Regions from separate parts of the Homo sapiens genome. Here region 1 is linked to region 2. Evidence: read pairs that join two places in POLR2A ChIA-PET (ENCODE). Cell type or tissue: OCI-LY7. All regions are shown on one strand.

Evidence for each region. Peaks named below come from ENCODE experiments on the same cell type or tissue, not always from the same donor. Only the 100,000 strongest peaks of a DNase experiment are listed, where the experiment ranks them.
Region 1: POLR2A ChIA-PET joins it to region 2 with 7 read pairs; 2 of 35 experiments call an interaction of 5 or more read pairs at or near these places.

Annotation. Positions count from the first base shown.
Region 1 is chr12:56,624,465-56,628,464 of GRCh38, forward strand. All of the region lies in intron 1 of BAZ2A (bromodomain adjacent to zinc finger domain 2A), which reads right to left. Among named protein-coding and RNA genes, the nearest start is that of BAZ2A, 3.9 kb to the right of the region's middle. RefSeq lists an enhancer at 2,739-3,240. In OCI-LY7, no CTCF peak of the experiment used is centred here; a DNase peak (open chromatin) is centred at 2,407; H3K4me3 peaks cover 164 bases; H3K27ac peaks cover 1,037 bases.
Region 2 is chr12:56,867,277-56,871,276 of GRCh38, forward strand. No RefSeq gene overlaps it. Among named protein-coding and RNA genes, the nearest start is that of SDR9C7, 65 kb to the right of the region's middle. In OCI-LY7, no CTCF peak of the experiment used is centred here; no DNase peak of the experiment used is centred here.

The DNA.
Region 1 (4,000 bases), 240 kb before region 2:
TAATTTAGTGCTAAGTATACAAAAGAACCAAAGGAAATATTTGTTGAGTCCATGGACTGAAGAAATGAATGAGTAAATCTACCTTTTCTGCCACTACCAGCTTACTTATCCAATGAAGGTCATGGGCTTTGCTCTTACTATTTTCAGAGAACAAAAAAAAAAAAAAAAAACTCAGCTTCATTCTTCACAGAGATAAAAATTTCAAGAGAGAAGAAAGGCCTCAAATCTTGACGTACTTAAATAGCCATTCCTTGAAGAAAATAAGGCCTGAAAATAGGGAAGTACTGATAATGTAAAAAGCCAATAAATTAGCTAGGCATGGTGGCATATGCCTGTAGTGCCAGGTTCTCCGGAGGCTGAGGTGGGAGGATTATTTGAGTCCAGGACCTGGAGGCTGCAGTGGGCTATGATCACACCACCGTTTTCAACCAAATAAAAAAATAAATAAACGTAAGCTCTGAATTAATAAAACATTCTACTTGGTTTAACTGAACACTTGAGGCATATAATAGGTTTTTATATATTTGTTAATTAAAGAAACTACAGGTTAAGTTTTCTGCCACATTTCCAGTCACTTTACTCTCAGAAGACCAGGAATGCCTCTGAAATTGCAGGACACTAAAAGCCACAGTCCAGAGGTTATATTAAGGTAATTTCCCTCTTTCAGCTCTGATTGTTTCTTAGAATTTCTTTTTTTTTTTTTTTTTTTTTGAGACAGTGTGGCTCTGTTGCCCAGGCTGGGGTGCAGTGGCACGATCTCTGCTCACTGCAACCTCCATCTCCCCGGTTCAAGCAATTCTCCTGCCTCAGCCTCCCAAGTAGCTGGGATTACAGGCGCCCACCATCACACCCGGCTAATTTTCATATTTTTAGTAGAGACAGGGTTTCACCATGTTGGTCAGGCTGGTCTTGAACTCCTGACTTCAGGTGATCCGCACGCCTCAGCCTCCCAAAGTGCTGCGACTGCAGGCTGAGCCACCGTGCCCAGCCAGAATTTAAACTCTAACAGTTAAGGACTCCACCCTTTCCACCCCCAAATATGAGCTAAGCAGGCAGGTTAAGGACCCCATTCATGAGGCAGGTTACAGAGTCCAACCTCAAAAGACTAAAAGTAGGAAGACCATCTATCTTTTAAAAACTTCTTGGCTCACGCCTGTAATCCCAGCACTTTGGGAGGCCGAGACGGGCGGATCATGAGGTCAGGAGATCGAGACCATCCTGGCTAACACGGTGAAACCCCGTCTCTACTAAAAATACAAAAATTAGCCGGGCATGGTGGCGCGCGCCTGTAGTCCCAGCTACACGGGAGGCTGAGGCAGGAGAATGGCGTGAACCCGGGAGGCGGAGCTTGCAGTGAGTCGAGATCGCGCCACTGCACTCCAGCCTGGGCGACACAGCGAAACTCCGTCTCAAAAAAAAAAAAAAAAAAAAAACAACAACAAAAAACTTCTTCCTTTCTTTGGTAAATTTTTGGCAAGATTACAGTATTTTAGTCTGCAAAATGCCCCCATAATAACTGTTCTCTTTAAAGAGGAGAAAAGACAAAACACTAAGCCAATGCTACTTTTACTGCTAGTGACAGTATCTTCAAAGTATCAGATATCTTCAAAGATGGGCTTTTTTGTTTTGCACAATTTTTTAAATTTCCAAATTAGGCAGACTGATAATAACAAGCTGGTGAAAAATAGTCCTACTGACCCACATGAGATAATACTGAGAAACTATTCATCTTGGGCTATATATAAGGCATATGAGGACACCAACATCCTAAGAAACAAACCAAGAAGGTTATTTACCCCAGGAATTATCTCAAATTTTATACTTGGCATTATTGCTGCTCTTGATACATCTTACACAAGGTCAAACATCATTATCAATGACTAACTTCTATACTGTTTCAGCAGTAAAAATAGCAGTTTGGTGCTTGACCTCTTCAGTGGTGACAAGAAAGGTCAACAGCAGGAAGACACTGTCAGTAACCCTAACAAGCTTTGCTTCTCTCCCAGTAATACTTGATTCCAGAGCCGCAAGACTACAAGATGAACCCTTCATTCTAGACTGGCTCTGGGGTCAGCCCATACAGCTCTCTTTACACCTCAGATTTTTTCTTTCATCGAGAAGCTTGAAATATTAAGAAATATATTTCTCTGACAGAAAAATGCACCCATTTTATAAGAAGGCCATGAAAGGTTTGCTTCATTCAGCTCCCAATTCAATCATGTATCAAATGAAATCACTATTTTCTCAAAATCAGCTTTTCTTTTAAAAGTCCAAAGACTCAAGAGTAGTTATCTCTCCTTTCTTTACTCTTTTAACCCCCAACAGGGAAAATCAACTTGCTGTTCTGTCAAGTGCCAATTCAGGTAAGCAAAGGCTGAAGAAAGGGGAACTTAAAATCAGCATCAAATCAACCCCATCAGACAGCAACTTAAAGGAACTAATCAGGGGCAAGAAAAAGGATGCTGACATCAGATGGACTTGTTTTTACTGTTTCCAGAATATCAAAAACCCCAACAGCCCCAGTGAGAAGAGCAATGATGCTGCTATCTTACTAGTGATGATGCCACTTTCACACAATCATAAGTGTCTATCTGCTCCCATACTGGATCTTTAATCTAGGGATCTTCATCTAGGTGGGAGGGGTTTTTGCCTGGAAAATAAATAGTGAAAAGATGATTTAAATGACAGGCTTACGTAGTTTTCAGAATAGTCCAAATAATCTGAAAATGTTATCTTTCAAGGCTTGGCCCTGTGGCTTATGCCTGTAACCCCAGCACTTTGGGAGGCTCAATTCGAGTTCGAGACCAGCCTGACCAACATGGTGAAACCCCTTCTCTACTAAAAATACAAAAATTAGCCAGGCATGGTGGCGCATGCCTGTAATTCCAGCTACTGGAGGGCTGAGGCAGGAGGATCGCTTGAACCTGGGAGGCGAGGGTTGCAGTGAGTCCAGATGGTGCCACCGTACTCCAGCCTGGGCAACAGAGCGAGACTCCATCTCAAAAAAAAAAAAAAAGAAAAAGAAAAAAACAAAACTTTATCTTTCAAAATCTAAAATCCTGTGGTCCTGGGGTCATAGGCCGGGCATGGTGGCTCATGCCTGTAATCTCAGTACTTTGGGAGGCTAAGGCAGGCAGGTCACTTGAGCCCAGGAGTTCAAGACCAGCCTGTGCAAACTGGCAAAACCCCACCTCTACAAAAATTACAAAAAATTAGCTGGATGTGGTGGTGCGTGTCTGTGGTCCCAGCTACTCAGGGGGCTGAGGTGGGAGGATCACTTGAGCCAAAGAGGTCGGGGCTGCAGTGAGCTATGATGGCGCCACTGCACTCCAGCCTGGGCATCGGAGTGAGACCCTGTCTCAAAAAAAAAAAAAAAGAAAGAAAGAAAGAGAAAAGAAAAGAGAGAGAGAAGAGAAAAAAAAGAAAAGAAGAGAAGACCAGGCATGGTGGCTCACACCTGTAATCCCTGCACTTTGGGAGGCCGAGGTGGGTAGATCACCTGAGGTCAGGAATTCGAGACCAGCCTGGCCAACATGATGAAACGCCGTCTCTACTAAAAATAAAATAATTAGCTGGATGCGGTGGCGGGCTCCTGTAATCCCAGCTACTCGGGAGGCTGAGACAGGCAACTCGCTTGAACCCGGGAGGCAGAGGTTGCAGTGAGACAAGATCACACCACTCCAGCCTGGGCGACAAAAGCAAAACTCCGTCTCAAAAAAAAAAAAAAAAAAAAAAGACAGAAAGAAAAAAAAAGAAAAGAAAAAGAAAAGAAAGAAAAATAAAATTCTGTGGCCAACTGTTGCCCCTAACCAAATCCAGTGTGCCACAAAATGCCTGGGGACATAGCACACAGTCCATCACTATATGTTACAGGAGAAATATCCTGGGATTATCAAGTGAAAAGAAAGAAAAAAAAAATCTGGGCACGACTTTGCAGGGAACAGAGGAAAAGCTTACCAATCTCCAAGAAGAATAAGAGGGGAGACGTTCTTTTATGGAT
Region 2 (4,000 bases):
CACGGGACAAAATCTGCATCAGTGTGTTTTTCACATCAAAGTTCAATCCCTAGTAAGACCCATAAATAATTTCCCTCCAATTGTAGACAAAGTGATGACACAGAAAATTTCCTCTATAAATGCTATTTTTATAAACCTTATCATGACTTACTCAGACCATTTATGATATGCTTGGACATTCTGCTTTTTCTTACACTTTCTCTTTCTTAAATAACCAATCATTTTACTCTAGGAGAAAAATTTGCCATACAACATTCTTTCTTATACAAAATAATCCTCTTCCTTTTCAACCTTCCTTACCAAAAATACATCATATACTTCTCATATGCTTACATATGGAATGGTCTTTTTCATCTCTAGTAGTTTAATCACACACATTAGTTATAATGTCAACTCTTAGAAACCCTAATTTTCAAAGAAAACCCAGGAAGTTATCAATTTTTCTTTTGAGACAGAGTCTCACTCTATCACCCAGGCTGGAGTGCAGTGGCACAATTTCAGCTCACCTCAACCTCTGCCTCCTGGGTTCAAGCTATTCTCATGTCTCAGCCTCCCAAGTAGCTGGGACTACAGGCACACACCACCACACCTGGCTAATTCTTATATTTTTAGGACAGATGGGGTTTTGCTGTGTTGGCCAGGGTAGTCTCAAACTCCTGACCTCAGGTGATCCACCTGCTTTGGCCTCCCAAAGTGCTGGGATTACAGACATGAGCCACCACACCCAGCTAGAAGTTATCAACTCTTAACCACCAATCACATACCAAAAATCCATGATACACATTTTACAATTTCCAGAGACATAGGCTTTCTAACAAAACAACTCTTTAATATGAAACAGGACATTTCTACTAACAGATTCAAATAACTTTTGTTTTTCTTGGAAATAAGAAGCCAGCAGTATATGAGCCTATACTTACATTCAACAACAAATATCTCAGCATTATATTTTATCTGTAAATGACCTAGACATTCAATGAACATCCATCATTTAATTTAGCTTAACTAAACTCTTAGGGTATACTTACCAAAGAGATTTAAAAAACCTTCCCAAGTAAACATATTACAAAACATAAACCATTATCAAAAGTTAATTTACAAAATTTATCCTGTCCACATTCACCAAATCCATTCACTCTCAAAGAATTATGCCTAGAAAATTTCCAGAGACATCAAACAAATCTAGCCATTATCCCAAGCTGTTTCTGTCAACCAATTGTACATTACTGCCTTCCAGGCAAATATTATAAAAGCAAGAACTCTAAAGTTAAATACAAGCACATTTTGCTGATAACTCAGAAGATGCAGCAATTTCCATCAAAACAACAATTTTTTTAAAATTATTTAACAATTATTTAACAATATTAGTCTAGTCCCATCTGCCAAAAGATGACTAAATCACATTAACTTGAAAAGCATTTCAGATTATTTGCTTAATCTATGAGTATTCTTTTTTTTTTCTTAAGAGATGGGCTCTCACTGTCACCCAGGCTGGAGTGCAGTGGCCCAATCATAGCTGACTGCAGCCTCAAAGTCCTGGCCAACACAGCAAAACCCCATCTGTCCTAAAAATACAAGAATTAGCCAGGTGTGGTGGTGTGTGCCTGTAGTCCCAGCTACTTGGGAGGCTGAGACACGAGAATAGCTTGAACCCAGGAGGCAGAGGTTGAGGTGAGCCGAGTGATCCTCCCACCCCAGCCTCCTGAGGAGCTTGGATTACAGGCATAAGCCATTGCACCTGGTGAGTACTCATTTATTTATAAAACAATTTGGAATTATAGACAATATATGAATAGATATGTAAACATATATATACACAAAAATACAGACACAAATAAAGATCTTATAGCTTTTGTTTTAAAACTTAGCTATGAGTTAAGTAAAACTGATTAGTTTAAAAAAACAATTTGATTCCAACTGCATTTCTGTAAATGGAACAGGTTGAAATTTATCTGTTCCACATGGCTGAAGCCTTTACCGAGCTTTAAAGAAAACAAGGTAGGAAATTTATACCTCAAGCACAGAAAGAATTTAAGCTTTTTCAAGAAGTCTGGGTGTGTTAGAAGAGGATTAAAATGGATATCAATGTAACATACAATTGCAGGAATTTCTCACAGGATTTTACAAGAAAACACACAGACAAGTTCAGAAAAAATTTAGAAATGTTTCCAAAATAACCAGCTGAAAGAGTGAAAGAGGCAGGAGAAAGTGAAGGATAAAGGACAGGTGGCAAAAAGATTTTCTGAAAGAAAGACTGGAAGAAGACAAGAAGACAGGAAGAGTGGCAGAAAGGGGAATGAAGACAGGAAGAGTGGCAGAAAGGGGAGTCTAGTGGAAGAAGTTTCTTCCAGAGGGTTTTTTGCAGTTTTAGTTTCAGGCTTAAAGCTCTAATCTCTCTTTCTATTTCATTAAGGCATTCACTCAATTTGGAATTATTTTCTCTCTCTCTCTCTCTCTCTCTCTCTCTCTCTCTCTCTCTCTGTCTTTCTGAGACAAGGTCTCACTCTGTCACCCAGGCTGGAGTGCAGTGGTGCAATCTCAGCTCATTGCAGCCTCCGCCTCCCTGGTTCAAGTGATTCTCATGCTTCAGCCTCCCAAGTAGCTGGGACTACAGGTGTGCGCCACCACGCCCAGCTAAGTTTTGTGTTTTCAGTAGAGATGGGGTTTCACCATGTTGCCCGGGCTGGTCTCAAACTCCTGACCTCAAGTGATCCACCCACCTTGTCCTCCCAAAGTGCTGGGATTACAGGCATGAGCCATCACATCCAGCCTGGAATTATTTTCTCTTAAGGGAGGCAATGGTAGCCTTTTGATTCTGTTTAGAATTTTCTAAAGGACCAACCCAAATACCCATCAATGATAGACTGGATAAACAAAATGTGATACATATACACTATGGAATATTATGCAGCCATAAAAAGGAATGAGATCATGTCTTTGCAGGGACATGGATGAAGTTGGAAACCATCATCCTCAGCAAACTAACACAGGAATATAGAAAACCAAATACCATATATTCTCATTCATAAGTGAGAGTTGATCAATGAAAACACATGAACACAGGGAGGGGAACAACACACACTGGGGCCTGTTGGGGGGTGGGGGCAAGTGGAGAGAGAGCATCAGGACAAATAGCTAATACATGTGGGGCTTAAAACGTAAATGATGGGTTGATAAATGCAGCAAACCATCATGGCACATGTATACCTATATAACAAACGTGCATTTTCTGCACATGTATCCCAGAACTGAAAGTAAAATAAAATAAAATAACTTTCAAAAGGGCCAGTTGCAGTGCAGAGAGCCCCTAGTCCTGGGAAACAAGGTGTAGCCACCCCCTTGCCTGTCATGTAATGCACATTCCTGGGAAACCTGGTGCTAAACCATTTGTAGATAACTTGCTTCAAAAAAAAAAAAAAAAAAAGGCCAATTGGGAAAAAAAGACTCCCTGTCTGCAGCCATACCACCTTGAATGTGACAGATCTCATCTGAAAAAAAAACTTTCCATTATCTCTGGCAGTTTTGGTGTTTTCTATTCCAATTGTGCACACAGGAACATTTGAATTTCAAAAGAGCTCCATTTCTGCCAAAGAAGTTTAGGATTATCCTAGGTAATTTTTTCCAGAGACTTAGCCAATTGTAACTCCCTGGATTATAATTTTTGCTTATAAAGCCAGCTGGAGTGCTGAAAAGTGGCTGATCAGCAGAGAAAATTTAAAATACAAGCTACCCATTGCACTGACTTAACAAAGACATCCCTTCCCTTCCAGTGTCCTTAGCGTGAATGTCTCCACAAAACTTTTGCACTGACCTGACAAATGCATCCTTTCAAGTGCAGTAGAAGTCCATGCATCCTGGCAAAACTGAAGTGTAAGCATACCCCATGAAGTATGAATGTACCCTACAAAGTGCAAGCATATCCCGCAAATGGGTACCTTGTGGAGCCAGATGAACAGGCTTCCTGAAGAAAATTAAGTCTGTGAGACCTTAGCCAAAGCAT